4 separate regions of the Homo sapiens genome follow, and all the other regions are linked to region 2. A link is a loop called in an ENCODE intact Hi-C map of the cell type or tissue named here. Cell type or tissue: B cell. All regions are shown on one strand.

What was found. Hi-C counts contacts between places; a loop is a spot of excess contacts. Peaks named below come from ENCODE experiments on the same cell type or tissue, not always from the same donor. Only the 100,000 strongest peaks of a DNase experiment are listed, where the experiment ranks them.
Region 1: a loop joins it to region 2, with 10 times the contacts of the local background. A loop is called at or near these places in 46 of 110 quality-filtered maps.
Region 3: it touches region 2 in a loop (5-fold over the local background); 55 of 110 quality-filtered maps call a loop at or near these places.
Region 4: it touches region 2 in a loop (6-fold over the local background); 37 of 110 quality-filtered maps call a loop at or near these places.

Annotation. Positions count from the first base shown.
Region 1 is chr12:71,632,772-71,640,771 of GRCh38, reverse strand. ZFC3H1 (zinc finger C3H1-type containing) reads left to right here. Exons shown (of 35, transcript NM_144982.5): 7 at 2,257-2,354; 8 at 3,713-3,922; 9 at 4,118-4,282; 10 at 5,192-5,329; 11 at 5,947-6,068; 12 at 6,468-6,617; 13 at 7,334-7,508; 14 at 7,755-7,886. LOC124900332 (small nucleolar RNA SNORA17) reads right to left here and starts at 1,417; the gene lies at 1,289-1,417. In B cell, CTCF peaks have their summits at 3,736 and 3,941 (motif pointing right); DNase peaks (open chromatin) are centred at 1,091 and 3,951; H3K27ac peaks cover 2,399 bases.
Region 2 is chr12:71,742,790-71,750,789 of GRCh38, reverse strand. No RefSeq gene overlaps it. Among named protein-coding and RNA genes, the nearest start is that of RAB21, 8.1 kb to the left of the region's middle. RefSeq lists a silencer at 2,716-2,925. In B cell, a CTCF peak has its summit at 3,627; a DNase peak (open chromatin) is centred at 3,629.
Region 3 is chr12:71,690,355-71,698,354 of GRCh38, reverse strand. It overlaps TMEM19 (transmembrane protein 19), which reads right to left. Exons shown (of 6, transcript NM_018279.4): 3 at 1,782-1,919; 4 at 821-1,075. Among named protein-coding and RNA genes, the nearest start is that of TMEM19, 8.3 kb to the right of the region's middle. RefSeq lists an enhancer at 3,725-3,824. In B cell, no CTCF peak of the experiment used is centred here; DNase peaks (open chromatin) are centred at 3,704, 4,624 and 6,514; H3K4me3 peaks cover 2,724 bases; H3K27ac peaks cover 6,897 bases.
Region 4 is chr12:71,622,533-71,630,532 of GRCh38, reverse strand. ZFC3H1 (zinc finger C3H1-type containing) reads left to right here. Exons shown (of 35, transcript NM_144982.5): 19 at 823-924; 20 at 1,496-1,615; 21 at 2,599-2,782; 22 at 4,087-4,273; 23 at 6,241-6,429; 24 at 6,936-7,173. Among named protein-coding and RNA genes, the nearest start is that of ZFC3H1, 37 kb to the left of the region's middle. In B cell, no CTCF peak of the experiment used is centred here; a DNase peak (open chromatin) is centred at 4,242; H3K27ac peaks cover 1,046 bases.

The DNA.
Region 1 (8,000 bases), 110 kb after region 2:
AGGATACCACAGTGGCAGAACAACTTAAAAATCAGAATACTAAAATGATGGGGTGGTCCCGGCAGCTGCCCCTGGCCAGCTGGAGCACACAGTGCCACCAAGGTAGAGAGGCCAGAGGCAGTGGGCATCCCAGTGCCAGCCTGCCCGTTCCCTGTAATGAAAGCAGAGCAGGAACTGCAGTTGCATGGCCTTGGGGGTGGGTGGACTTGTGGAAAGCCAAGCTCTGAGGCTGCAAATACCTTGAGCACCACTGGTGGTCCCAGAGCAGGTTGAGCCTGTATCTGCACCTCTGTTCCAACCAGCCTTCTGGCACAGGGCAAGGCCCACATCTTGGCCTCTGCATCTTGATCTGGGCTGGGGCCAGTCCACCTGGTCTTTCTGGCCAGTGCTCACACTGTAAGCCAGTCACAAGTTCTGTCAGCTTCTTTCCTGTGTTAAAAAACAAGAATGGCTGGGCACGGTGACTCACACCTGTAATCCCAGAACTTTTGGGAGGCCGAGGCGGGAGGATCACCTGAGGTCAGCAGTTCAAAACCAGCCTGGCCAACATGGTGAAACCTCGCCTCTACTAAAAATACAAAAATTAGCCAGTAGTGGTGGCTCACCCCTGCAGTCCCAGCTACTCAGGAGCCTGAGGCAGGAGAATCGCTTGAACCTGGGAGGTGGAGGTTGTAGTGAGCTGAGATGGTGCCACTGCACTCTAGCCTGGGCACTGAGCGACACTCTGTCTCAAAAATAAATACATAAATAACAAGAAAGCTTGACACAGAATCAAGAGCACAATAAAACTGCACTCTAGCCTGGGCACTGAGTGAGACTCTGTCTCAAAAATAAATAACAAGAAAGCTTGACACAGAATCAAGAGCATAGTAAAAGTGGCTGCTGTTAATACTATTAACTGAATCAAACACCAGCAAACACTTGCCTAGTTCTTTGTCCTCCTGGATGATCCTGACATGGTGGGTAGCATGAACCAGCACATAATGGACTTCATCTTTCCTACCACTAGTTTCTAAAATTCATGAATGAAGGCTACTCTTGCTGAGGGCACCCTCTACCTTCCCACTGTCCTTTCAGACCCCCTAGTGGCTGACCCAACACAAAGGTCAGAAAGTCCTCAGAAGCCTCTCCTGGCACCTGGCAGTGAGTCAGGGCTGGTTAAATCTGGATGAGGATAGTGCAGCCTGGAGGGCTTTCCTCGGAGATCACTGCACTCACTAGGTCCACCCTCTCTCCCAGATACTAGGAAGGGAAAACATGCCAAGTCCATAAAACAATAGCACCATCAAGTGTCTGACTATTAAACATTCAAATGTTCATGGGGCAGAACACTGAGCATAGACATAGCCTCTCTTCTCTCTGCCACCTAATAACACAAATGTGACACAGCAGCCACATCTGCAGCGCTATGTAAAATGTTCCAAAGATTAGTGTATATTCAGATTATCTCATTTGGGACTCAAGTCAACCCCATATAAGGCATGTGGATAATAATGTATTGACTTGTGAGACAACTGGGATAAAGAAGAAATGTTAGATTTTCTCTGATTATATAGTTAGTGGGTAGGGTAGTAAGAGTAGTCTTTGAAACTGCTGTATTTCAGTGAGCCTAACAAGTCATTGAAGATAAAATACACAATTATTTTTATCTGCTACCAAGGAAGAAAAATGCTGAGATGCATCAATTGTAATTATTTCAAAATTAAAATGTGAAAAAATGTGCACCTTATTGACTAAATACACTAAGTAATTCTTCTCATTCCTAGTTTTATTTACTTTCAACACAGCTTATATGGTCCATGTCCTCAACTTTCTTTTGCTCCACAAGAAGGGAATAATGAAGTCACCACATCATTGTTTTCCTTTGGCTAGGGCACTTTGGCAGAATTTAAGGGAATTTTTTGTTTCATTATTTCTTAAAAAATATGCTTGTGTTTTTTTTTGTTTGTTTTTTTAAAGTATGTTTCTGTCTTTTCCTGCTTTATTCCCTGTTCTCATCATTAGGTTAAAAGTGGAACAAAGTGAGAGTTTTGAGGGACTAATTATTAGTTTAAAGTGAATGGCTGACTTTATGATGATATGACAATTTTAAATGGCTGGAGGTGGACTCATGAGGGGTTTAAAGATTTTATCAGAGGTTGATAAAATCTAATTTGCACTCCACCTAGATGTATTTCTTCAAACATAACATAAACTTAATATATTCCTGATGAAGTATTTCTGTTATTAAACTCTTAACAAAAAATTTTTTTACAGCTCCTTCACCAGTGCAACCGCCATTTTTCTCTGAATGTTCATTGGGGTATTTTTCTCCAGCACCATCTCTTTCTTTGCCTCCACCACCTCAGGTTTCTGTAAGTCAGAATTGATTTCTAAGAAAATTATTTTGTCTTGTCTTTTCTAATTTGTTTTTAAAAACGAATGGTTAGGTTTGAAGAGGGCTTAAAAAATCAGAATTGCTTACCAAGAATTAATAGCAATGAAATACGTAGAATAAACAGTTGATTATACCAGCAAGCTATCCATTTGGTAGATTTTTTTCATAGCTAATTTTTAATTTCATGTTGACTTTTCGGTACCTATCATGTTTCCTTCTTCACTTTACTCTCAGATAGTAGCTACTCAGAAAATTTATTCAAAAACAGAAGTTATCTACTGTTTTGGACTGTCTCTTTTTTAGGGAATTGGAATTTACATGCATTAGGATGCTTCTAAAAATTAATACTCTCCTTTCTCCTCTTTTCATAAAAATGGTTATTTTTAACTTGAAAATCCAGCAAAAGAAAAGCATTTTCTATGAAGTTAATTTCTTTTCCCCCCCATCTCCAGTCCTCCCACTAAAAATAAAACAAAAAAATAAAAACAATAAAAGGAAAAGGAAAAAAAGGAAGTAGAGGAATCACACATTAAAAGTTTTGACATTATTTTTAGATTGAGAGGACCTAGAGATCAAATTGAGTATCTCTCAGTAGGTGTAAGAGGGAACTTTTCCGTTTCAGGAAAGACGTCTAGTGTCTTTCTAGAACATATATGGTGAGGGGAATATTAGAGCCGATAGTGAGAGAGAAAACAGCACTTTCTTCGTTGTAATGTTTTCTTTTTGGGAATGAATAAATGAACTAAATGCCAAGGGAAATAGTGGAAGATCTTTGATGCAAATACATATCCAAATTTAGGGATTTGTGTAAAATTAGTTTCCTTTATAGATATTCTTTAAGAAGCCATTTTAAGAGAGTAGTGGTGATTCTTCTTGATACTTAATTAATGATTAAAGTACTCTGGACTATTATTCACAGAATCCCTTGGTTTCTAATTTTTATTTTTTACTGAAATATTATGTCTTGGGTTTCAGTACCTCTACTTGCTTTCAGGTAGTCATCTAGAAGGAAGGACCCTGTATAGTTTGATATCTATATCTTCTAGAATGCTAAATGGATATAAGAATTGGAACAGAGAAGTTTCTATAATTTTCCTTGAAGTTAATAAATGTTTCAAATATTGTTGATTTTTTTTAAAATTGTAAAAATAACACTTTTTCGTGGTTGGCTATTGATTTCTGGTTTGTTTTGAGGTTAACATATACTTAGCTTACTATATTTACAGCTAAAATAATAATGTAAAGTTTATTTTTTTCTAGTTTAATATTGCTGCAGAGAGAAGCATTTGAGTTGATAAAATTTGCGTTGTAATTCTTTCTTTTTTTAAAAAATAGTCTCTGCCACCTTTGAGCCAGCCTTATGTGGAAGGCTTGTGTGTTTCTCTTGAACCTCTACCTCCTCTACCACCATTACCACCTCTCCCACCTGAAGATCCAGAACAGCCTCCAAAACCACCTTTTGCAGATGAGGAAGAGGAGGAAGAAATGCTGCTTCGAGAAGAACTACTTAAATCTCTAGCAAATAAAAGAGCTTTTAAGCCAGAGGTAATTTAGGTACCTAAACCTCTAGGTGGTGCTCTTGAGCTTAGCTTTACGGTAGTCCTACTTTTTTCTGGTTACTTGGGCATCATTGGGCTTTTCAGCAAAGTGGGGATAATTCTAACATGCTCAAGATTTTTAAAGGTGGCAGAAATTTATTTTTATTTAGGAATGTTTAATGTCTTTCTCTTCCTTATGTAGGAAACATCCAGTAATAGTGACCCACCTTCACCTCCAGTTCTGAACAATTCACATCCTGTGCCAAGAAGCAATCTATCAATAGTCAGTATTAACACAGTGTCTCAGCCTAGGATACAGAATCCAAAGTTTCACAGAGGACCCCGTCTTCCACGAACTGTGATCTCGGTAAAAACAAAAATTTAATGCTACTTTTATTCAAACAGTTATGATAAATTTCTATGAAGTTTAGCTGTCCTGTTTTCTACCCCTTGGTTTATTTATATACACACATATATTCACATATAAATACAAATTTTTAAAATTTATTTTTAATTTATTAATGATAAAATGAGAGCAACACCTTCACTTGAAAACTGGTAAGAGTTTGGTGATAGTGTGTTGGGGGAGGTATTGTTTTCATCAGAGTGGTGTACTTTCCTCTGACATTTCTTCAGCTTTTTTTCTATAGAAATGGGCTCATTCAGATTTTCTATCTTTTTGGAGTCAAAATTTTAACAAATTGCATGTTTTTTATTTCTCCCATCTCTTTGTATACTTTGTGTATGTTTTCCAACCAATGACTACACTATGATGGAAGAAATTATTTATGATGTTTATTAAGGAGGTTGAAATGATAGTTTGTTTCTACCTTGTTTTGTAATGGCTTCAAAGTAAAATAAATAGAACAAAGACAAGTTGAAATCTTTCCTGTTAGGTAAGCCAGTTTTGGCAATTTACCCTCTATATGTAACCACAAAGTACAGAATTTTGATAATTATTATGTAAAATTAACAAAATTTTTCTTTGGTTTTAAAAGAGTTAATTTAAATTGCATTGTGGTTCTTTATAATAGAAAGTTAGTGAAAATAAAATTTTAATGAGAGTAATTATAGAATAGAAAGTCTTAAAGAATATACAACATTTTATGTCTCAGTCATATAACCAGTATTGGTCGACTCAGTGGATTATGTAATACAACCCTAGAAGGAGCCATAGACTGTCTACTTGGAGCCCATTATTTTTGTGGATTGAAATTGAACAAGGTTAAATGACATCCTTTTGTTATCACGAGTAATAAATATATTGTCTTTGCAGCTTCCAAAGCATAAATCAGTGGTTGTAACACTAAATGATTCAGATGATAGTGAATCTGATGGAGAGGCTTCCAAGTCAACAAATAGTGTTTTTGGTGGATTAGAGTCCATGATTAAAGAAGCAAGACGAACTGCTGAGGTAAGTGCAATAATTAAAGGTGGAAAGAAAGATGACCTTTTGATGATCAGTAAAGTTTATTTTTTCCTGAAAATTAAACCATAAAGTTATAGATTTTTAATAACATTGATTTGTGGAAATATTTTAAGTATTTGTGCTATTAGGACTTTATATAATGAAGCATGTATCAATGTAGATTGATTTTACTATTAAAAGTTTCCATTATTTGTGTTTCCTATTAAGTATTTCCTTTTTCAAAATAGTAAAATTGGTTGGATAATTGTTCTGTGTAGTAAGGAGACTGTTGTTTTAGAGTTGTGTTGTGTTACCAGAAAACAGTTTTTATTAAAATGTATTCTCTAAGTACAACTTTTATCGTTTTTTCCCTATTTCAGTAGTTGTTTAGCTGTGATTTAATTCAATGATTTTCAGACTGTAGATCTTCACTACTTGGTGGCGTATACAATTTAGTAGTTATCAACCAACATTGTTTTAGAAAAAAGAATAGAAAATGATGACATTCAGGTATTTCTAAATAAATTCAGTATACACTGGGTTGCAATGTAAAATATAAATCTTAGTATGGAATTTTGGAAAGCTGATGATCTAGTTGACTTCAAATGTTTTTTTTTTTTTAGCAAGCTTCAAAACCGAAAGTACCTCCAAAATCTGAAAAAGAAAATGATCCTCTGCGAACACCGGAGGCTTTGCCTGAAGAAAAGAAGATTGAATATAGATTGTTAAAGGAAGAGATTGCCAAGTAAGTGTAATTTTATGTAATTAACATTAAAAGTATGTGATGTTTTCAAAACTTCTCTTATAGAGTTTCTTGGCACTGGGGAATGAGTGATGATAGTTTTATCCAAGATACAGAGTTAATGTTTTATAACTCACACAGAAGATGGTGCTGGATGGTCATACATACACTTGAATAGAGTGATGTGCTAGGACATAACCAGCTTAGAAAAAAGATGAAAACACTCAAAGAGAAGGACTCCACTATCAACTTTGAATGCTGACTTGGGTCTTGCATATTGGTCATCATCTTTATTATTAGTCGGTGTGATTAATATTGTTACTGCATGAAATAGAATACATTTTAAAAATAGTTTAAGTTTATTCTTGGGTGTAATGCATATATCCTTTTTGATAATTTTAGCCGTGAGAAACAGCGTTTGATTAAATCAGATCAGCTGAAGACAAGTTCATCATCCCCAGCAAACTCTGATGTGGAAATTGATGGTATTGGCAGGATAGCAATGGTTACTAAGCAGGTTACAGATGCAGAATCAAAACTGAAAAAACATAGGTGAGCCTTGTTATCTTCACATATCTAATTGTTCCTGTGGTAGAGAAATACATTTTTGTGGTGTATGTTATTAATAAGCGTACTATAAGATTATACATTTTCTCACTTAAACTTTGTAGAATGTAGAAGTCTGTCATTTTGTTGAATGACACTACATTTACATAAAGTAATGAAATTAATGTTTAAATAAAAATACCGGCCAGGCGCGGTGGCTCACGCCTATAATCATAGCAATTTGAGAGGCCGAGGTGGGTGGATCACTTGAGATCAGGAGTTTGAGACTAGCCTGGCCAACACGGTGAAACCCTGTCTCTACTAAAAATACAAAAAAATTAGCTGGGCATGGTGGTGCATGCCTTGTAATCCCAGCTACTTGGGAGGCTGAGGCGGGAGAATCGCTTGAACTAGGGAAATGCATTCCCACTGTGCCTGGCCCAACGTTGAATATTTACTACAAGTTTTCAACAGTAATTCACGTTACCTCAGGCTTAAATTTTTTTTTTTAAAAGATCAGTCTCATAGTTACTATTATCAGTGTAGCAATGTTAATTTAAATACCTGTGTGATGAATATAAAAATATTCATCCCTTTACATTTTTATCTGTGTCTCGTAGATGCATTTTTAAAAATTGTGTTATTACTTTGAAAATTTTTTTATTCTGACAGTCTGCTCTTGTAGGGAAACATTAACAAGAATTTTGTTATTTCTCATTTAGGATTCTCTTGATGAAAGATGAATCTGTTTTAAAGAATTTAGTGCAACAAGAAGCTAAGAAGAAAGAATCTGTTAGAAATGCTGAAGCAAAGATTACAAAACTTACAGAACAGCTTCAAGCAACTGAAAAAATTCTTAATGTTAACAGAATGTTTTTGAAGAAGCTTCAGGAACAAGTAATTATTTTAAAATACTGTAGTCTCCTGTTTACTACACATTTTTATAGGCCAAATTTTCTGTAAGACAAACCACTGTATACTAAAGCCAGCAAAATATGCATAACCTATAGTTTCTTGTTGAGAAATAATATTGGAATATTTTTATTTTCAGTTGAATGCTCAAAAGCCACGGTGTTTGAGAAGAAGAAATTTCCTGTTTTAAGGTTTTCATTTACATTTTCAGGATTATTCTATATTTTTCAGATTCACAGAGTTCAACAGCGTGTTACAATTAAGAAAGCTTTGACTCTAAAATATGGAGAAGAGCTTGCTCGGGCAAAGGCAGTGGCCAGTAAAGAAATAGGAAAACGTAAACTGGAACAAGATCGCTTTGGGGTGAGGGTTTTATAGAAATATTTTACTTTTGGAAAGCAGAAAGTTTTTATGATAGTTTTAAGGGTAAGATGTATATATAAAGTAACTCTTTGCTGTAAATTCCAAGAGATTAAG
Region 2 (8,000 bases):
TCAAGACCATCCTGGGCAACATAGCAAGATCCTGTCTCTACAATATTTTTTGTTTTGAGACAGAGTCTCACTCTGTTGCCCAGGCTGGAGTGCAGTGGCACAATCTTGGCTCACTGCAGCCTCGACCTCCTGTGCTCAAGTGATCCTCCCCCCTCATCCTCCTGAGTAGCTAGTACTACAGGTACACACCAACATGCCTGGCTAATTTGTTTGTATTTGTAGAGATGGGGTTTCACTGTGTTGCCCAGACTGGTCTTGAACTCCTGGGCTCAAGTGATCCGCCTGCCTCAGCCTCCCAAAGTGCTGGAATTACAGGAGTGAGCCGCTGTGCCTGGCCCTGCAATACATTTTAGAAAATAAGTAGGCATAGTGGCATGCACCTATAGTTCCAGCTATGTGGGAGGATCACTTGAGCCTAGAAGTTCAAAACTACAGTGAGCTATGTTCATGCCACTGTACTCCAGCCTGGATGATAAAACAAGACCCCATCTGCAAGGAAAAACAAAAAAAAGACCAATATCATGAATCCCAGTATGATCATATAACCATGTAGAGACCTCAATTGTTGAATTTTGATGAAATAGCTAGAGTCAAGGAGTCAGATAATTCTTATTTTTCATTTGGAATGGAGGATTGTCAATGGCCTTTGTATATCTCTGGTTCATTCATCCTTCACTCATTCATTTACCATTGAAAAAATATATGGTGAGAGATGAATGTAAAGAGGTAAATAAGATTCTATACAACCTTGAAAGTCATGCTTGGGCTTTACTATAGGAACAATGAGAAGTCTTTTAGGACAGTGTGACATAAAATGCAGTCTTCAGGGCAACAGCAGCAGTTAGAAGCTTGTTAGAAATACAATTCTGCCATCCCCCACCCCCATTAAATCAGAATTTCTGCAACTGAATCCAAGAAGAAACTTTTCTTTCACAATCCCTCCTTGTGATTCTTATTCATGGTAAAGTTTGTAAAGCACTGACTTGGAAGGTAGAGTTAACAAGACTTGGGGAACAATGGTTACGAAAAGTGAGAAAGTTAGAGACAGGGAGGAATAAAAAATGAATCCTGCAGTTTTGGTTTAGTCAACTGGTAAATGGTGATGACTTTCACTGGAATAAAAAACACAGGAGGAAGAAAACATTTTTTGATTGTACTTTCTTGGTTTTGTACATTTTGATTTTGAAGTGCCTGAGGTATTCTCAAGTATAAATATCTAGTAGGCAATTGGTTTTATGAACCAGCAGCTTAGGAGAGAGATCTGGGCTTGAGAAAAGGACAAAGACATCATCAATGCACAGAGAGAAATAGCTTCCACAGGGGTAGAGGAGATCACCCAGGGAGAGTGTATAAAGTGAGAGGGTCAGAGGGCCTAGGACAGAGCACCTGAGAACAATGACTTTTAAGAGATGGGTAGAGGAACAGGAGCTGCAAAGAGATACACAAAGAAATTAGAGGAAAACTGGGGAAGTTAATGTCAAGGAGAGAAGAGAACATTCTAAGAAAAAGGGAATCATGAAATGTTTTGGAGAGGTGAAGTTAAGTATGGACTGGTCTTTATGTGTCTTAAGTATCTACTGGTTTAGCTACAAGAGAGCAATTTGAAATTTTGATTTGAACGGTTTCAACTGAGTGGTAGGAGTTGAAATAAACTTGCTCAGGAACTTAACTAAAGATGGTTGATTTAGTCTACTAGTTCTTAACCAGGGGTAATTATGCTCCTCAGGGAACATTTGGTAATATCTGGTGATATTTTGTCTACTGGCATTTAGTGGGAAGAGGCTAGAGATGCATTTAAACATTTGACAATGCACAAGACAGTGCCCCACAACAAGTGCCCCAGCCCAAAATGTCAATGTTGCCAAGGTCAAGAAACCCTACTTTAGCCTAATGAAGTGTGTATATTTTTACAGCCCGTCATAATTATAAATCCACTGGTTATATTAAGTTATGGAGGCAAACAGAGAGTAGGGCTGAACAAGTAGTAAAAGAATAAGAAACTCAAAAGCTCGAAGAAACTATTTCCAACTTTGCCAGTATTATCTATGCATGTCTTTCACATAGTCATTTAAGTATTTTCTCAGCTTCATTTCTCCACGTAGAATTATCTTGTATCCCCAAGGCACTTTTAATCCTCCATTGAACATTGGTTCCTTTTAGCAACTGTTACAGAAAATACATTCTTATTCTAATTAGATTTTTCCTCAGAGACAAAAGGAGAATTCAAAAACACTTTTATAACTACTTGGAGAAATTCTAGTACTTACAGATGCACTGTTTCTATATCACTTTTCTACAAGTACAAGAAATTTCAAGGAATTTGGGTTAATATACTATAATATGCATCCTTTCAAAAAAGAATAAGTTGAGTATTAGGAGCTAAAGTGTAGAAAAACAGGAGTACAACAGGAGAGATAAACGAACCTGAAGAAAAACAAAACAAAACACGATTCCTGCAGCTGCCACAGTGGAGGGAGCTGAAATTGGGGGTTTGCCAGCAAAGCAGGGATTTTGTCTGCTATGCGCTAGAACTGTGTCTGTCACATTTTTGTATCTCCAGTTTCTGGAATGTAGTGCTCAATTAATATGTGTTAACTGAAACAAAGGAATGAATGGAGCTAAGCCTATAAAATACTGTGTATTAAAAATGAGGTTTGAGAAATACTCCTGGGCATATGGAGCATTGTTAAATAAAATTTACTCAAAGCAGCCGGGTGTGGTGGCTCATGTCTGTAATCCCAGCACTGTGGGAGGCCCAGGCAAGTGGATGACACGAGGTCAGAAGTTTGAGACCAGCCTGGCCAACATGGTGAAGCCCCATCTCTACTAAAAATACAAAAAATAAGCCAGGCGTGGTGGTGGGTGCCTGTAATCCCAGCTACTCGGAAGGCTGAGGCAGGAGAATCGTTTGAACCGGGAGGTAGAGGTTGCAGTGAGCCGAGTTCGCACTACTGCACTCCAGCTTGGGCAACAGAGCAAGACTCCATCTCAAAAAAAAAAAAAAAAAAAAATTTACTCAAAGCATTTTCCATCTTAAGCCTCTAATAAGGGTAATAGAATAGCAGCTATCAACTAATGTGTAATTTCTATGAATGAATCCCATTTATTCCTTTATTGCTCAATCATTCAGCAACCTTTGTTGTTGAGTGCCTGGCAAGATGTCTCTGCCATCATGGAGCTCATATTCTAGTGTGGGAGGCAACACAGAAACAATTACAATATGTGTAGTGATCATGTTTGATATCTACCCAGCATGCACACCCCTTTCTCCTTTCAATCAAAATCCAGTCCCTGCTTAGCTATCTACCCTCCCCGGTGTAGCCCAGGTCCCCACAGCTTTGGGTCAGTTCTAATCTCATTCCCCTAGGTTCTTTGCAGCTTTTTTTTTTTTTTCTTAATAGAGATGGAGGTCTCACTATGTTGTCCAGGCCGGTCTAGAACTCCTGGGCTCAAGTGATCCTCCTGCTTCGGCCTCCTGAGTAGCTGGGATTACAGGTGAATGCCACCATGCCTGGCCTCTGCAGCTTCCAAAGCCACTATTTGTACATCTGAAGCAATCTTTCAAATGCTTCTCACTGGCAATAAACTGAGCTGTAATTGTAGTCACTGGCCACAGAGAGGCACTAGCAGCCCAATAAAATTTACCAGGTTGGCCAGCATACATTTAAAGCTGCCAGCGTAATTCAAAATTTAGGTGTCCTTCAACATTAAAAAGAAGGAAACCATGGGGAGATTTTTTTCTGAGTTGTAGAAAACAAGAATATTCCAAAATCCTATGACTCTTGGGTGGAAAAGGGGAGAAGATACAGTTCACAAGCCATTTTTCCCTAAGTTGTTAACTAAAAGTGTCCCAAGAAACTTTACATATGTTTGTCAAAGAAGGAATTTAAGTCCAATGTTCAGCTTCTCAGATCTTTCCACCAGTTTCTACTAAAAATATACACTCTCAAGAGTTAAAAAGGGAAGGCAAGTAAAGAAACCGAAAACGTTGTTTAGTCATAAATATGTAAAGTCGTTCCTCAGTATTCATGGGGGATTTGTTCCAGGGTTCCTCATGGATACCAAAATCCATGAATGCTCAAGTCTGTTATATAAAATGGTGTAGTATTTGCATATACCCTATGCACATCCGAGTTTCACTCTGGTTGCCCAGGCTGGAGTGCAGTGGCGTGATCTTGCCTCACTGTAACCTCCACCTCCTGGATTCAAGTGATTCTTCTGCCTCAGCCTCCCGAGTAGCTGGGATTACAGGTGCTCACCACCACGCCTGGCTAATTTTTGTGTTTTTAGTAGAGATGGGGTTTCACCACATTGGCCAGGCTGGTCTCAAACTCCTGACTTCAGGTGATCCACCCACCTCAGCCTCCCAACTTTCTGTATACTTTAAATCATCTGTAGATTACTTATAATACCTAATACATTGTAAATGCTATGTAAATAGTTGTTATACTACATCGTTTAGGGAATAATGACAAGGAAAAAAGTCTGTACATGTGGAGTACAGACATTTTCTTTCTTGAATATTTTCTATCCTCAGTTGGTTGAATCCACAGGTGCAGAACCCACAAATGGTGGGCCAATTGTATTTTATTTTGCCTTTAGAAATTGTATTTTGAAATAACCATGGCATGAAGCTTACCTAATTATATCAGATGGAAGTGTATGTTTGAGATGATTGGTAATAGGATGTATAACAGCAATTTTTTTTTTTTGAGATGGATTTTCACTCTTGTTTCCTGGGCTGGAGTGCAATGGTACAATCTTAGCTCACCGCAAACTCCGCCTCCCAAGTTCAAGCGATTCTCCTGCCTCAGCCTCCCAAGTAGCTGGGATTACAGGCATGTACCACCAAGCCCGGCTAACTTTGTATTTTTAGTAGAGACGGGGTTTCTCCATGTTAGTCAGGCTGGTCTCGAACCCCCAACCTCAGGTGATCCGCCCACCTCGGCCTCCCAAAGTGAACAGCAATTTTTTAATTACTAAAAAGTTTCAGTTCAGAATGGTAACAGTCTCAATGAGTCAGTCTGCAGTATGTTGATTTTTAAAAACTAGATGCCACTAGTCATATGAAACTGGAAATTCTAGAGATATTTGTCTATTTGAGATGGGCCTGAATGACTATTCTTTCGCATCTTCTTGAGAAATCAGTCAGTGTAGAGAATTTTAAAAGCCTCTTTAATAAAGAAATTGCTTTGCCCTGGTGAAATAATTTGGCTGAGGATTCTTACAGATTTGTGATGTTGAGATTGGAGAGCTTTGGGATAGCTGTAGTCGAATGGGAAGTTTGTAAGTATTAATACTAGTGTATACTGAGAATTATACCATTCAGTACCACTTATTTGAGTGTTTTTTCCTATTGGTTACTCATTCCTACTTGGAAAAGATTTTAATTAAAATCCAGCTGTTGTTAGGCCAGGCGCAGTAGCTTGCACTGTAATCCCAGCACTTTGGGAGGCCAAGGCAAGAGGATCACTTGAGGCCAGGAGTTTAAGACCAGCCTGGGCAACATAGTGAGACCCCCCCATCATCTCTACCAAAAATTTTTAAAAAAATAAAATCAGCTAGGCATGGTGGTGCGCATCTGTAGTCCCAACTACCTTCAAGGCTTAGATGGAAGGATCACTTGAGCTTAGGAGTTTGAGGCCACAGTGAGCTATGATCATGACATTGCATTCCAGCCTGGGTGACAGAGCAAGACCTTATCTCTAAAACAAAACAAAATCTTACCATTCTCCTATACCCCTTTTTAAGTACTTCCTAGCATGTATTATTGAGTATTATAATTACTTATTTATCAGTACTAAAGATGTAAGTTCCTGAACTAGTCGAGATCTGCCTGTTTTGCTTACCATTATATCCCATGTATAGAATAATGACTGAAACACAGTAGGTGCAAAATAAATGGCTAAAGGTATTATTCTTATGACTTCATTTTCACTATTTTTTTTTTTTTGGCTTTTGTGCAAACTTCCATTTCCTTGAACTTCCAAGCGCAGCCTCCCTCCCCAGTCCATCCACCAGTCCTCTCTTGGTCTCTCTCCCTCTCCCTGACTTCTAGCTGCCTCATACTCCCACGCTGCTCACAACCAGGTTCAGACTCCGCATTGAGTATCTAAACTCTTACCAGCACATTTCATTTTCATATATCCTTATATTTACACTGCATCATCACAAAACACCAACCTTAAAGTGAACTTCTGGAACAATTTTCTAAGCCACCTGAATTTTGTGCATCAATACAAATTCATAGTTACTAACTTCATTCTCAGGGCTATCAGTCCCTATATTCCTCTGGCTTCAGCTTCCTCTCTTATTCTCCTTTACCACTATTATGAACTTTCCTCAGTCTACTTCTGGTCCTAATTAGAGTTGTTCATAGCATACCCTTATTATCCTTTAGTGTCTGTGGGTCTGTAGAGATCTTCCCTCTTTTATTCTTCATATTGGTTATTAAGTATTCTCAGTTTCTTGGTCAGTCAAGTTAGAGATTTATCAATTTTAATTATTTTTCTAAGAGTCCACTTTGGTTTTATTGATTTTTCTCCACTATTTTTCAATTCTCAATTTCATGGATTTCTGCTGTTTATTATTTCTTACTTCCTGCTTGCTTTGGGTTTAATTTGCTCTTCTTTCTCCAGTTTCTTAACATGGAAAATTAGATGACTGACTTGAGATCTTTATTCTTTCCTATTATAAGTACTTAATGCTATATATTTCTAAGCACTGTTTTAGGTGCATCCATAAATTTCAACATGGTATATTTTCATTTTCATTCAGTTAAAAATATATATATTTAGTCAGGTGTGGTGGCTCACGCCTGTAATCCCAGCACTTTGGGAGGCTGAGGTGGGCAGATCACCTGAGTTCTGGAGTTCAAGACCAGCTTAGCCAACATGGTCAAACCCTGTCTCCACTAAAAATACAAAAATTAGCCAGGCATAGTGGCACAGGCCTGTAGCCCCAGATACTCGGGAGGCTGAGGCAGGAGAATTGCTTAAACCCAGGAAACAGAGGTTGCAGTGAGCTGAGAGTGTGCCACTGAACTCCAGCCTGGGTGACAAAATATATATAATTTAATATATACATACATATATTATATATATAATTTAATATATACATACATATATTATATATATAATTTAATATATACATACATATATATTATATATAATTTAATATATACATACATATATATTATATATAATTTAATATATACATACATATATTATATATAATTTAATATATACATACATATATTAAATTATATGTAAATTATAATATACATACATATATTAAATTATATAGAAATATAAATATATATTTATATGTTATAAATATAATTCAACATTTAAAAGATGTATTTATTAATATATCTGTTAATGAATATATTTATTAATAAAATATTTATTAATAGGTATAGTGATATATTTATTACTAGATATCTATCGATATATTTATTAATAGATGTATTTATTGATATAATATTTATTAATAGATATTTATTGATAAAATATTAATAGATGTATTGGCTAATATATTTATTAATAAATATATAATTTATATTAAATATACTATATATAATTTAATTTCCCTTGAGACTTTCACTCTGATGGTTGGGTTATTGTAGAAAGCAGAATAATGCCCTCCCCCTGCCCTGGCCACAAGATATCTACATCCCAATTCCTGGAACCTGTGAATATGTTAAGTTATGTGGCAAAGAGGGGAATTAAGGTTGCAGATAGAATTAAAGTTGCTCATCATCTGACCCTAAAATAGTAAGAGTACCTTGGATTACCCAGGTGTTTCCAGTAATTACACGATTCTTTAAAGTGGAAGTGAGAGTTAGAGATGTGATTACAAAAGCAAAATCAGAGTTATGGGATCCACCATTGTGAGCTTTGAAGATGTAGGAAAAGAACCTATGAACTAAGGAATGTGGGTGGCCTCTGGGAGCTGAAAAAGGCAAAGAAAATGACTCTCCCCTATATCCTCCAGACAGG
Region 3 (8,000 bases), 52 kb after region 2:
TGATTATTAGGAGTACTAAGTGGCAATCCGTGTAAAGCAGTTAGAATAGTGCTCTGTAGTAGGTATCTAAAATATGCTAGCTGTTACAATGATGATGAAGAAGAGGAGAAAAAAAAGGAGGAGAAGGTGATGATGGGGGATAGGATGGGTAGAAAGAAAAGAAGGGGACGAAGAGGAAGAGAAGCATCAGAGGACAAAAAGAAGCAGTATAGGTTGAGTATTCTCTTTACTTGAATTGCTTGAGACCAGAAGTGTTTTGGATTTCAAATTTTTTCAGAGTTTGGAATATTTGCATTATATAGACTTAACAGTTGAACATCCCGAATCTGAAAATCGTAAATCTGAAATGTTCCAATGAACATTTCCTGTGAGCATCATGTCAGTGTTCAAAAAGTTTGAGATTTTGGAGCATTTTGGATTTTGGATTTTCAGATTTGAGATGCTCAACCTATGTAGTTGTTGATAATGTTGATAATGGAGAATTGAGATATATCTTAAAGCACTGATATCCTAACAGGCCCTCAATAAATATTCTATTGTTCCCTCTCTTTTCCTTCCCTACTGATATGTTTGCAAATCAATCTCTATGTTCCTGTATTGCTTATCTAGGTCTTGCTAACATTTCCTGCAAATATTATTTATTATTACCAATTTAATAGTCGACAGAAATTTTCCAATTATTATTTAAAGAGACTAAATAAAGTTCTTAAAAGGCTCTAAAATACATTACATCAAGAGGTTTTTTGGTTTTTTTAAAGAATCTCAAATCAAGACTCACCAACTGTGTCTACCAATGGGTCAAAAAGAAGAAAAAACTCACCAACTGGAACTTTCTCCCAGGTTGTTATCAGTCTTGGAGAACTTTTACTCAGAACTGGGCCAACTTCTGAAGCCCATGTGTCTCCAGCAGAGCAGGCCAGTGCAGCCAAGAGAGACAAACACATCCAGGAAGCGGAGTACTGCTTGGAAAAATCGACTGGGATTTCCCCGGGGCCATTTTCTATCATGTACAGCAGGGCCAGTTCTGTGGGTACAGCTCCATTACAGAACACCTGAACCCAATTCCTTTGCCCACCTGGAAACAAACAGATGAAAAGGACAAACAAATGATTCCTCCTTAGAAGAAAAACCATGCAGTTATAGGTGTTTATGTTTTAAAGTTTAAGAAAAGAAAAACAACAAAAAAATTTAAAAACAGTAAAAGTGTTATGGTACATTTGCCCAGATTTTATACTGTTATTAACAAATCTGGAAAAATCATGATAGACTCTAGTGCTTCTAAAATTCTGCTGTCATTTCCCATTGTTGTGAAATAAATTATAAACTCAATTTGGCTACTAAAGGAATTCTCATATAAAATTGATGTGTTTTGACAGTTTAAACAACATTCTGATTAAAAGCTTATGTTGGCTGGGCGCAGTGGCTCACGCTTGTAATCCCAGCACTTTGGGAGGCCGAGGCAGGCGGATCACGAGGTCAGGAGATTGCGACCATCCTGGCTAATACGGTGAAACCCCGTCTCTACTAAAAATACAAAAAAATTAGCCAGGCATGGTTGCAGGCGCCTGTAGTCCCAGCTACTCAGGAAGCTGAGCCAGGAGAATGGTGTGAACCCGGGAGGCGGAGCTTACAGCGAGCCGAGATTGCGCCAGTGCACTCCAGCCTGGGCAACAGAGCAAGACTCCGTCTCAAAAAAAAAAACAAAAACAAAAACAAAAAAAAACCTTATGTTAGGATTAAATGAAGTTTACTATTTTGAATGATATCAAACATAATTTTACCTTCCTTATATTCTGAATCTAGACGCTTCTTCACTTCTCCCTTCCATTTAGTGAGTTTCGAAGAAGACAAGAAAAACATCAGCAAAGAGGTAAAAAAGCTGAAATTTGCAATGGTTAGGATAAATCCAACGACTAGCCCTGAAAGAAACATATATAAACACAGAATTATATTCAATTCATACATCAATGCTGTGAAAAAAGAATGGATTTTTTCCATTATTTTTATATTATAACCTGAAATGTACATTTCTAGCAATTTGCATTTTACCAATTAAATTCTTAGCAAGCAGTAAACTGAATGCCATTTTGAGTACACATTTTTTACCATATTTTAATCTCCTTTCAAGCAATGCCATATGAATGTAAGATAATATTTTAGATAATATTTTTAAAATTATCTTAATTTAAAAAAATTAGAAATAGAGATGGGGTCTCACTATATTGCCCAGGCTGGTCTCAAACTCCTGGGCTCAAGCAATCTGCCCAGCATTGGCCTCCTAAAGTGCTGGGATTGCAGGAGTGAGCCACAGCACCTGGCCTTCTTTTTCTATAATAACCCTTTCCATTGCTTAGCTCAAAGTTCAGATATCATAACCAATGAGATAGTTACTCATTGACCCTTCCAGAGATACTCAATTACTGGTATTTAACTTTGGTACCTTTTAATCGAGAGTACAGAAACAGGGTAACTTGATATAAAGTATTAATAATAACAAAGTGCTTCAGCTCTGGAGTTGAACAGTCTAGAGTTCAAACTGTGGCTCCTTCACTTACCTCTTCAAGATTAGGATAAGTTACCTAACCTCCTTAAGTCTCAATTTTGCATTGGTGAAATGAGAATAATCAGAATTCTGACTTTACCGGCTTGCTGTAAAAAGTCAGGGATAATTTTTGTAATATGCTTATTATATTATCCAGGATGTAAGAGGTCCTTAATAAGTGTTACCTAATATCATGGATACTAATAACAGCAACAGTTCCAGTGGCAAAAGCTCAACAATAATAATGATAAATATTACAATATTGTTATCCAACCTTTAAGTTTTTTCAACTGATTTTTAAAACATTACAAAAGTTGTATGCAACTACTGAAGGGGAAAGTCAAAACACATGGAAGTATACAAACTGAAAGTCAAAGTGTCTCCCCTCCTCCTCTTCATGAATATTCACTGTTAACAATTTGTTCCACCGTCTCTAAACAAACCCAAGGTAGAAGAGCCCTACACAACCTACACTGAGATGTTACAAATGGCATCTATATCCTTTTTACTTCAGCCACCTTAAAATACCACATGAAGCAATTAATGTTCATGTTGGTGACAGCTTCAGATTGAGGAAATGAACAAGACAAGCTTTGAGGGAATGGTTTCTTTCATGCAGTGTAAAGATCGCTTGGAACTTTTGGCAACTCCTACCTATGTCTACATTTTAGATTAGTAACTGCTATCTCCTGTTCATACCTTTTCTACCTCTCCATCCTGCAGATCTCTAAATATCATTGATAAGGGGTTCATATATATGACAATAGGGCACTCCCAAATAATTTGAAGACTTGAGGACTATGGTTGCCTTGTGAGCCTAAAACAGGTAAATTCTGTACCTAACAGATAGCATTGGGGGAGTAAAATGACACTGTCTACAAATTTCTGACAATGGGAGTAGAGTTATACCCCAAATTCCAACCAGGGTGACCTGGGTAATCTCCAGGAGGCATAAAAGAGAAAGGCAGGACTGGAATTTCATAGTAATTTAATAAACTCAAAGCTCACCTATTGCTTCATACATATTCTATAATAATTTACTTGGCTAGCCCAAAATGTAGAAAGTGAAGGCCAAAAGAACCAGAGGTTGGCAGACTTCTTGAACCATGTCCAAGGGAGGGGAACCTTTGATTTGTGGATTTGCATAACTGTTTCTCAGACTTTGTACTCACCAAAGCAGCCTTCTAATTATAATCTGACTTCTCAAGTGGCCTGACTACAAGAATAGGGCATGCCTGAACAGTGATGTTTGTGTTCTTCTGCCTGGTAGTTCTTCTATCTGATTAATGAAGTGGCATTCTGGCTCATATAGCAATCCTTTATGACAATGAGCAACACTCAACCAGTTTTCTAGGCTCTAATCAACTCTGGGTACATGACAGAGTGAGGCTTCTACTTCAGAAAGACTGAAACCAGACCCAAAGTATAGTGACCAAAAAGAGGTCAGGCCACCCTTGTGAAACCACACAGAGCACCACCAGTGGCCTTTCCTGACAACACCCCCTCTTGCTGTGCTCTTCCACAAACACTTTGCCACAAATCCCCCTCATGTGACCCTCTCCTTATTCTGGCAATGCTCGCTCTCTCTCCAAGAGACCAGAGCCCTCCACTTCAGTGTGCAGCTTAGAGACTGACTGTGACTGAACCCCTGCCTAATCCTCTTAACACTGAGGTATATGTTTCTGTCATGAATGGTTCTAAATACCCAGATCCTGAGGAAGTTCTGTAACTCTTACTTCTAAATCCTAGACACACTAAAGTCATGATGTAGCAAAGTAAAATTTCTTATAACTGTGTGTATTAGTCTGCTGTCACGCTGCTAATAAAAACAAACCTGAAACTGGGTAATTTATAAAGAAAAGAGGTTCAACTGGCTCACAGTTCCACATGGCTGGGGAGGCCTCACAATCATGGCCAAAGGCAAATGAGGAGCAAAGTCACATCTTACATAGCGGCAGGCAAGGGGGCTTGTGTAGGTGAACTCCCCTTTACAAAACCATCAGCTCTCGTGAGACTTATTCACTATCACGAGAACAGCACGGGAAAGACCTGTCCCATGATTCAATTACCTCCTACCAGGTCCCTCCCTTGACATGTGGGAATTATGGGAGCTACAATTCAAGATGAGATTTGTGTGGAGACATGGTCAAACTATATCACTGTGAATAGCAGTAGTGGAAGGAAAACAGTAATAATAACTAACATCTATAAAATATTTGTATGCCAAGTACTGTGCTAAGCATTTTACATGGATAACACTTCATGATAATTCATTGCTATAGATACCATTATTCCTTCACATTTTATAGACAGGACAAGTACAACACTGAGAGTTTAAGTGACTTGCAGTCATACTCTAGGATAATATTCCCAACTACTATGATATACTTTAAATCAGCATTAGATTTTTTTTTATCCTTAAGGAAACAAAAAGTTCCAAACAGTAAGAAAAGCTGGGTGTGGCGGCGCGTGCCTGTAGTCGCTACTACCCAGGAAGCTGAGGCAGGCGAACTGCTTGAGCCCAGGAATTCAAGGCTGCACTAAGCTATGGTTGCATCACTGCACTACAGCCTGGGTGATAGAGCGAGACCCTGCCTCTAAAAAAAAATTTTTTTTTTGGGACAGGGTCTCGCTCTGTCACCCAGGCTTGAGTGCAGCAGCATGATCTCAGCTCACTGCAGCCTCTGCCTCCTGGGTTCAAGCGGTTCTCCTGCCTCAGCCTCCCAAGTACCTGGGATTACAGGCACCTGTCACCATGCCTGGCTAATATTTGTATTTTTAGTAGAGACGAGGTTTCACCACGTTGCCTAGGCTGGTCTCAAACTCCTGGGCTCAAGTGATCTGCCTGCTTTGGCCTCCCTAAGTTTTGGGATTACAGGTGTGAGCCACCATACCTGGCCATAATTTTTTTTTTTACAAAAAAGAAGAAAAGATAAACAGTTCATAGAATGAAATAATTAGGAAAAAAGCAAAGGTTTTTAAAAATCAGACTACATCTATTCCTAATCATCTATTATGTATCTAGCACTATTCAAAGAAACATGGGACACAGAAGCATAAGATACTCTTTGTCCTCAAGGAGTTTATAATCTAGCAGATTTCCTTTATGCTCAAGCAGATCAAGTGGCATGTTATAGCACTAGGATAATTTTTAGAAACATGCATATTATATTTTTGCTACCTGACTTTAGAACTATCAGTTACTACTGAAAGTAAGTTAAGGACATGCTTCCATCTACTACTACATTTGATCATTTCCAACTCTAAGGGCTGGCAGCAAATAAATGACTTCATGAGATTTGAATCCTATTCAATAAGAATACTTCATTAAGCACTAAGAAGCCTAGAACCAGAAACTTTTTAAGTGAGAATACTTCATTTAATTTTATTCTGCAAGTGTTAGTTTCAGTTTTCTGCAGTTTTCATTGTTTTCTGCCCAGAACTGTCTCTTCATCCTTCAAACCTCTCTATATACTTCTCTATTAATGCAGATGATAATAATAATAATCAGCATATATAATGAGGTAGGAGAGAGGTTGAGGGGGAGAAGTAATGTGAGCAGAGGTACGGAGAAAGAAAGAAATGTTTGTGGCAATGCCAATTTAATAGTCATTCACGTATAAAAATATGGTTGAAACTACATAATCACTAACAATGAACATTTTTGTATAGTTTACAAAGATGTGTTGCCTCATATAATATCTTGTTTGAGATTTACCAATAAGTCCATAAGATATTACTATTGGAGGTATTTCATAAGAGATTAAGAAAGTGAGTCTCCTAGGAGTTAGGCAGCATGCCCAAGTTTGCACTGGTAACAGGTGGCAGTGTTAGGTTTCATATCTTTTAATTCTAATCAACATAGGAGAGGAGCAGATGTCCAAGGGCTACAAGGCAGCCCTTCTAGCAGCAGGAAAGAAACAACAGTAGAGATCGTAAAAGTCAGAGAAGCAGGACAATATACAGCACAGAAGCCCAAGGAAGACAGAATTTCAAGAAGGACTTGACCTTTTTTTCTATAAGAATAATAAATTCCAAGGCAATGATATCTAAGAGCTTTTTTTTTTTTTCTTTTTGACACAGGGTATCACTCTGTTGCCCAAGCTGACTGAAGTGGCACGATCAGCCTCCTGTGTAGTTGGGACTACAGGTGTGCACTACCACGCCAGGCTAATTTTTTTTTTTTTTTTTTTTTTTTTTTTTTTTTGTAGAGGTGAAGTCTCATTATGCTGTCCAGGCTGGTCTCAAACTCCTGGACTCGAGTGATCCTTCTGCCTTGGCTTCCCAAAGTGCTGGGATTACAGGTGTGAGCCACTGCGACCAGCCCAGAAAGAACTTTTTTTAGCAAAGCATAAGTCCATGTTATTATATTTAAGCAGAGATTGTTCAAATTATGTTATAAATGATTTAATACTACCAAAGTGCTAACAGCAGTGCCTGGTACATAGAAAGTGTGACATAAGCATTTGTTAAATAGATAAAATATAACCACTCCTAATACTTATTGATTATATGGTAAAATAAAATTCATATAAAAATATCAGTATGTCTAGTTAACTTTAATTCTCAATTACCCCACAAAAGGAAAAGAAATCTCACAATATAACTTAAACAGTATTTCTTAATTATGAAGAGAATTGGCATGATTTTGAAGAACTCTGCCTAATAATAATAGTTACAAGCACTGAATAAATGTTGGCTATGTGTCCAGGCAATGAGGTAAGGACTTTAAATTATCGCATTTAATTCTCTCTATGCCCTAAAAATGAAATAAGGGGGAGATCCAGGCCTTGTGGAGCCCAAAGTTTATATAATTTGGGGTTCCCTCTTTAAGAAAAAGAGTACAACAGTTTTGACCTTTGCAAAATTGACAAAACCATAGGACCACGAGAGCACATTGCTAGAGTTTATTCAATTTTATCTCTCACTTCTTTTCCTATCGTTACTATTTTCTAGTCAAATGAGCCCTATTATTCTTACTCTCAAATAAGCCTCTAAAATATCTGGACTTTTGCACTTGTTATTCTGTCAGCCTGGAACATGATTCTGTCAGATCTCATTGCTAGCTTCTTCAGATACCAGTGCAAAATGACCTCCGTAGAGAAAAGCACCTGACACCATTTACAGAAGAATGCACTACATCTTCCAACATACACACTTTACAATTATCTTTTCATTTTTCTCATAAACTTCATCATTACCTGAACAGTTTTATATATTTTATTTATTATCTATCTGCCCTAAAGAATATAAGTTCCATGAGAACTGACACCACGTTCTTTTTGTTTACAGATCTATCCCAAGTTTTTAGAACAGTAGTACATACCAGTAAGTGTTCAATAAAAATTTGCTAAAAGAGGGGTCAGGCATGGTGGCTCATACCTGTAATCCCAGCACTTTGGGAGGCCCAGGCAGGTGATCACTTGAGACCAGGAGCTCGAGACCGGCCTGGTCAACA
Region 4 (8,000 bases), 120 kb after region 2:
AGTTGTTGACATTGTAAAATACTTACTATAATTCAGTGTATTTACCCATAATACTTTATCTAGATTTGCTGTATCCAGTATAATTACGGTAAAAATTTACTTCCTCTGTTACACTAGCCACATTTCAAGTACCCAATGGCCACATGTGGCAAGTGCATGCCAGTAGGACAGCACAGATTTAAGACATTTCCAACATTTCAGAAAGTTCTTTGGACAGAGCTCATTTAAATATTTAGTTCCATTTATTTAAAAGAAAATATTAAGCTATTTGTATAGAAACTTTACTATTGATTTTAACATAGGAGCCTATTTTTACTTATTGTTTTCAAAAAATAGAGGAAGGCTGGAAATTACGATGGCTGTTGTTTCCAATTCTATAATGAAATAAGACTTGATACACTTGTGAGCAAATATTATTAAGCTTTTTCTCAGATTTGGTGCCAAGTAATAAACCTCAAGCTACAAATCTTTTGGAAGTAAAGAAAATAATAATTACTAAATTTGGTGTTATCACAGCCCAGAGTGATTGTAATGTCACTGAATCTATTTTATCGCTCCCAATTTGGGACTTTAACTTAATTACTTAGTTCATTTTAGGAACTACTTTTTTTTTTTTTTAATCCCAAATGGGGTATATGATGTGGTAGGATTTGCCATAGTAGTTAAGATAATACAGGCTTTGCCCTTTCAAATGCCATAGGTGTTATTGACTAGTACCATATAATCGCCTTTAATTCTTAAACTAGTTCACGTCATACATTTTAATTATCCTAGTCTCTGTAATTGATATTTATCATGAAGATTGCATTGCTCTTATTTCAGAAAAATATGTTGAGAAACTTTTTGGAGTAAACAAAGATCGAATGTCAATGGACCAGATGGCTGTTCTCCTTGTTAGCAATATCAATGAAAGTAAAGGTCATAGTAAGTACATATATAAGTGTGTGTGTGTGTGTGTGTGTGTGTGTGTGTGTGTACTGTATCTCTTTCTGAAAAGGACTTTTTAGTTTCTGTATGACAGAAATTTTGTTGGTATTATGTTCTTAATGTAATACATATCATTCCAGGCTGGGTGCGCTGGCTCACGCCTGTAATCCCAGCACTTTGGGAGGCTGAGGTGGGCTGATCACTTGAGGTTAGGAGTTCGAGACCAGCCTGGCCAACATGGTGAAACCCCGTCTCTACTAAAAATAGAAAAATTAGCCGGGTGGTGGTGGCGTGTGCCTGCAGCCTCAGCTACTTGGGAGGCTGAGGCAGGAAAATCACTTGAACCCGAGAGGCGGAGGTTGCAGTGAGCTGAGATCGCGCCACTGCACTCACTGCACTCCAGCCTGGGTGACAGAGTGAGACTTCCATCTCAAAAAAAAAAAAAAAATACGTATCATTTCTAAGATGGAGTGAATGTAGTTCTTCTCAAATATTATTTGAGTATCCTTCAAAATGTTAAAAAAAAAACTAGTTATATCAATTAACAATCTTCTCCTATCTACTTTAGCTCCTCCATTTACAACCTACAAAGATAAAAGAAAGTGGAAGCCAAAGTTTTGGAGAAAACCTATTTCAGATAATAGCTTCAGTAGTGATGAGGAACAGTCTACAGGACCAATTAAGTATGGTAAGAAGTTATGTAATTTAAGATCCAGAATTATTAAATTGTGGTGTTCCATCTTTATTTAACACTTTGCTAATCCTTTGGTGTATCAGCCTGCCTGGTTAAAAAAAAATTTTTTTTAAAAACGATGCCATTGGGTTTTTAGACAATACAGTTAATTCACTGTGCAGGATTGCCTCTGAAATTGCGGGATATTTGTGTTCATGGCTCCTCTCCAGTAAATGCAAGGAGCACTGCTTAGTTAATAATTATGACTGCTTCAGATATTTCCAAACATACATTAGTTGGTGGGGAAGGTAGCTCCCGTTTGAGAACCACTGCCTAGCCTGTGTCCTCCTTAAGGGCAGGTGTTCTATTTTACTTCATCTTTGAATATGTTTTCTGACATGCAGAAGGCTCAAAAGATGAGAATGAACAAATGATGAATGAACTAATGAACAAAATAATGTATGAATGAGTGCCTGTATGTTAGGCACATTTTACTTTCTAATTTCAAGTTTGCATTATTTGTGAATTAGCAAGTATCCAAGAGATGTATGCTATTATGTACTTATTTACACTAACGTAACACTGTTTTTCTAGTTTAGATATAGTAGAATAATCTTTATAAATTATGACTTTTAATTTCTTAATTATAATTTGCAGTTTAACAAATGTGAATTCATTTGATAATAATGAAAAAGCAGTTGAATCATAGTTACTGTTAAGTGGACTGAAAAGGTAATGTCACTTAGCCTTAAAATAGCAGAGTTCTAATTACTCCTTTTGTTCTGGTGTAATTTTTAGTAGCACCTCTTTCCACTCAGAAGGGTCCTGGTTTGGGTGATAAATTATGTCATAGCTCTACCTTAAAGCTGTGAGCTAGTACATGTCATTAGAATCTTTAGGTTTTTAAGTTACTTTAAAGATGAGACCAATTGTTTTCTTTTTCTTGCATCTGTGGACTAAAGAAAATGTGAAGCTAATAATACTTTTTTTTTAAATAGCTTTCCAGCCAGAGAACCAAATAAATGTTCCAGCTCTGGATACAGTTGTCACTCCAGATGATGTCAGATACTTTACAAATGAGACTGATGACATCGCTAATTTAGAAGCAAGTGTGCTTGAAAATCCTTCTCATGTACAACTTTGGCTCAAGCTTGCGTACAAGTACTTGAATCAAAATGAGGGGTAGGTCAACTTCAAATCTTTGTGTAAACAGTTGCACATTTATATTTTTATGTTTGAGGTTTTTTTACCTATGGTAATCAGTCAGGTTTCTTTCCTAGTATCAATGGAGTCTTTGTTTTTTGACAAAGCCAAAAGCATTTTATTGTTTAAAAGCTATTAGACAAGTTTAAGATTAGATCTTGAGTTTGTGTGCATGGCTCAGTGTATGGGTAATAAATTATACTAAAGTTTTTTACTCCAGTAGGCTCTTATTTCAAAGTAGGATTAGTTAAAACAGTAAATTCTGACTAGTGGAATGGTTGATTGTTTTTTAAAAAAATCATAGTAGTCATAGTTTGTTAATAAAATTATGATAAAATAATGGTGGAACAGGTTAAATTTTGTTAATTTGTAATGGATATTTAAAGCTTATCTGAGAACTTCCAAATTATGGTGAATTTTCTTTCTGTCTCTGTCATATTAAATTATATGTATTTAAATAAGGTAAATGGTAATAACTTATACAACCAATAGTTTGTATTGCAAATGGCATCTTCTAACTTCTTGGTAGTAGAAATAAGCCAAGAATAATCTTTTCATAATTATAACTTTATAGTTACAATAATTCAAGGGTTTTTTTTTTTTACACGTTTCTTTGAAATATTTGACTATCTTAAAGCTTTTAAATAAGGCAGTGCTGCAGAGTGCTAATAAACCCACACATGCCTGGATGTGTTGCTTATTTAACTTTCCTGTGTGTCATTTCCATGTTAATGGGATAAGTTACAGTGTTTTCTTTTCTGACTCATTTACTGAGTGAAGGCCAAAAGAACCATACATTATTTTATGAATAGGATCATGAGAAAGAATTATCTTCTCCAAGAGATAGCAAGCCCTTGACCGTTGAAAAGAACTATTATACTGAAAGCTTTGATATTTTGTACTTGCAGTAGCTGGCCTTGAGAGAGAGTTGTTTAACTTTTCGCATTCCCAAATGGTGTAAATCATAAAAGGTATTGCTGAATATGGACATAAAGCACATTTGAAGTTGATAATCTTAGTGGTTTTATAACACTGTACTTTTATCTGTGGTAAATGCTTACTGAACATTCACTTAAAAAAATTGTTGGGTCTGTGGAAAATCAGAAACTTTTAGGCATGTGATTTAAAATCTGAAATCTAGTACCCCTTTTCATAAGTGATCCTGACTTCTTGGTAAATTCTAGTAGAAAATGGAATTTTAAAATTGACTCATTGGATTAGCCCTATTTAAATTTTCAAGCAGGTTCTAAAAAGCACTTCCACCTTTTCTTTTATATATACAGGGAGTGCTCAGAATCCTTGGATTCTGCTTTAAATGTTCTGGCGCGAGCATTGGAAAATAACAAAGACAATCCAGAAATTTGGTGCCATTACCTCAGATTGTTCTCAAAAAGAGGAACCAAGGACGAGGTGCAGGAAATGTGTGAAACAGCTGTTGAATATGCTCCAGATTATCAAAGCTTTTGGACTGTGAGTAGAAAAGATAACGTACGTGTGTGTGTGTGTGTGTGTGTGTGTGTATAATTATTTGGATCATCTTAAAAATTGATAAGTAGCTTAATAGAGCATATGCTTTATCTGAATATAGACATAATAACCTTACTTTCAGTTTCTAGTAACCACAAAGCCACTTCTGGATCAGAATTTAGACTAAGCAAGAAGAAAATATTTAGTGAAGAGGTGATTTTTTTGTTGTTGTTAACTTTATTGGTAAAGAAAAAATGTAAAATTGTTAAAAATTTCACACTTACCTATTTTTACACAGTTTTAGTTTGGGCAAAGTTAAGTGTAGCTTTTGCAAAACACCTGAAAAAATTGTTTCTTTTAAATTTATCTTAAATTGCCTCTATAAAATTATAATGACTGCCAGGAAACATTTTTGTCTTTTTATTATTTGTTTCCATTGCTTATAGAAATAATCCCAATCTGTAATTCACACTAATATCTAAAATTGCCAAGCTAAAAACATTTGATTGAGAAAAAATGGCCTCTTCCTCTTTCTCCAAGAGAATGAGATGGTTTTTTTGGCTGTCAGTTTTTGAGGCAGGGTCTCTCTATGTCACCCAGGCTGGAGTGCAGTAGTGCAGTCGTGACTCACTGCAGCCTCTACCTCCTGGACCCAAGTCCTCCTGGACTCAGCCTCCTGAAAAGCTGGGGCCACACATGCGTGCTACCATGCCTGGATAGTTTTTAGATTTTTTGTAGAGATGGGTTTTTGCTCTGTTGCCCAGGTTGGTCTTGAACTCTTGGGCTCATGCAATCCTCCTGCCTGGGCCTCCTGAAGTGCTGGGACTATAGATGTGAGCCACCATGCCCAGCCAAGAATGGGATGTTTTTTACCCAGACTTAAAATTATAATTGATCCACTTGAGAAATAAAATAAATATTCACCTGAACTTTTATCACCTGAACTTGGGAGCCATTAGTTTCAGATAAATTTTTAAATAAATCTATTGCTGTCAAATCTGTCATTTACTTACCAACTGAAGTTGTGAACCAAATAGATTTGGATAACATGATACCGCTTAATAAACTTGCTACTCTATTTCTTACTCTTTGAACTCAGGTAGTGAACAGATTTGGATAGTAAAGCATGCTTGATTTTTTTTTAACCTAGAGCATTGTACCTAAGTGAATGCTGTTATCACTACAAGATTTTATAGGGTGTGGAATATTCAAAAGATGTAATATTTTTCTTTGAAATTGCTTGGTCTTTAATGTGTTTTGTCATGCATTTCCTTTCTTTCTTTTTAAATCTTTTTTGAGACGGAGTCTCGCTCTGTCACCCAGGCTGGAGTGCAATGGTGTGATGTTGGCTCACTGCAACCTCCGTCTCCTGGGTTGAAGCGGTCCTCCTGCCTCAGCCTCCCAAGTAGCTGGGACTACAGGCATGCACCACCGTGCCTGGCTAAATTTTGTATTTTTAGTACAGATGGGGTTTCACCATATTGGCCAGGCTGGTCTCAAACTCACGTGATCCACCCACCTTGGCCTCCCTAAGTGCTGGGATTACAGGCATGAGCCATCGCGTCCAGCACATTTCTAATACAAATCTATTCTCAAAACTTTTATACAGTCACACACCTAAGCAACACAAATTGTATGTGATAATAAATGTGTACTTTTGGATATTCATCATGATCTTGCTGCGATTTACCTTTTAAGTCAGGGAAAAGAGAAATGAAATTGCTTCAGTGATATCTCTAAGAGTATATCTGTATTGTTTTAGTTTTCATCTGATTCCACTTTTCGATATGTGATAGAAGAGGGAGTCTAGGTTGTAGTACTAGAAGATGGAGTTATACATTTTTACAGTAATCCTTTTTGCAGAAGTTGAAGATTTACTATGAGATGGTTTCTTAATGAAATGTGAAAAGTCTGTAGTTTTGGTTTATTCCTGAAAGGCAACATTAATAATATAAAGGCCCTTTGGGCAGTTTCTACACCTAGAAAGTACCTTTGAAGAAAAGGATTACGTATGTGAGAGAATGTTGGAGTTTCTGATGGGAGCAGCCAAGCAGGAAACATCCAATATTTTGTCCTTTCAGCTTTTAGAGGCTCTTTTGTTTAGAGTTCAGCTGCACATATTTACTGGAAGATGCCAAAGTGCACTGGCAATTTTACAGGTAAGCACTTGGTACAGCATTTAATTGCATTTTGCAGAAAAAGTTTAAAAGGTCTACACCGTTATCCATAGCATTATTTAATGGTTGAAAGCACAAGATTTGGATTTGAATCCTTGTTTTTCCACTTACTAGTAAGTCATGTGACATTGGGTAAGTTTATGACTTTATTTCCTCATTTGCCTGATGGGTGTAATATCTTTAGAGTTTTTATAAGTTTTCAATGAAAATATTTTATGTTAAGTATCCACAGGTAAACTTCAAGATTTAAGCCATAAAGGAAAAAAATCAGTCTGATGAAAATAATCTATATGGGTGTGGTTTAAAAGATTTTTTTTCTTTTTACTGTTTTGTCTTTGTCTTATTAGATTTTAAGTATCAGGACACTTAAAATGTACAAATAAATGTGACCTTTTTATTATTTCATAAACTTTAGCATAGTAAAAATTATGTTAATCTGGTACTGACATCTCTAATTTTTTTATCAAAAAATTTTAAATTTTGCCTAGAATGCATTGAAATCTGCTAATGATGGAATAGTAGCTGAATACCTTAAAACCAGTGATCGATGTTTGGCATGGTTGGCCTACATACATCTTATTGAATTCAACATTCTCCCTTCAAAATTTTATGATCCATCTAATGATAATCCTTCAAGAATTGTTAACACTGAATCATTTGTAATGCCATGGCAAGCTGTTCAAGATGTAAAGACTAATCCTGACATGTTGTTAGCAGTTTTTGAAGGTAAGTATAAAGTTTATAAATTGTAATATCAACTGTTATAACATCAGTGTTTAGAACATTAACTACCCATTATTGTGATTCTCTGTAATTAAGTGGAACAAATTTATATCTCTATATTGCAAGTTTTAGTTTCACAATTTATTAGGCAAATTAAGTCTTGAATCAGAGAAGATGGACACTGGCATCTTTGAAAACCAATAACTGCACGATATTACATTGTTTATCTTTCTGATTGTGGCAAAGGATATCTGTTAAATGCGTAGAGAAAATAAATTATGTAAGTTTGATGAATTGATTAAATCAGAGAACTAGGTACTTTTTTTTTTTTTTAGCAGTCCATTAAGGTGGAAGTTTAAAGATTTCTATCTTTTCAACCAATTAATATTTTCTCCATCAGTCAGTGAGTTTGGTTGCTTCTCTATATTAAATGATACGACTATTGTGGAACACATTACAAGATATAAAGCCTCTTCCTGAAGGAAGTATATAGCCTAGTCAGAAGATAAAATCTATACATTTGTCATAATTATTAAACATACAAGGCCATATAACTGTGTGTTAGTATATAGTCTAAATTGTATGCTACGTAAAAGAGACTAGGGCCGGGCACAGTGGCTCACGCCTGTAATCCCAGCCAAGGAGGCCAAGGTGCGCGGATTGCCTGAGGTCAGGAGTTCGAGACCAGTCTGGCCAACATGATGAATCCCTATCTCTACTAAAAATACAAAATTTAGCCGGGCGTGGTGATTCACGCCTGTATTCCCAGCTACTCGGGAGGCTGAGGCATGAGAATCGCTTGAGCCCAGGAGGCGAAGGTTACAGTGAGC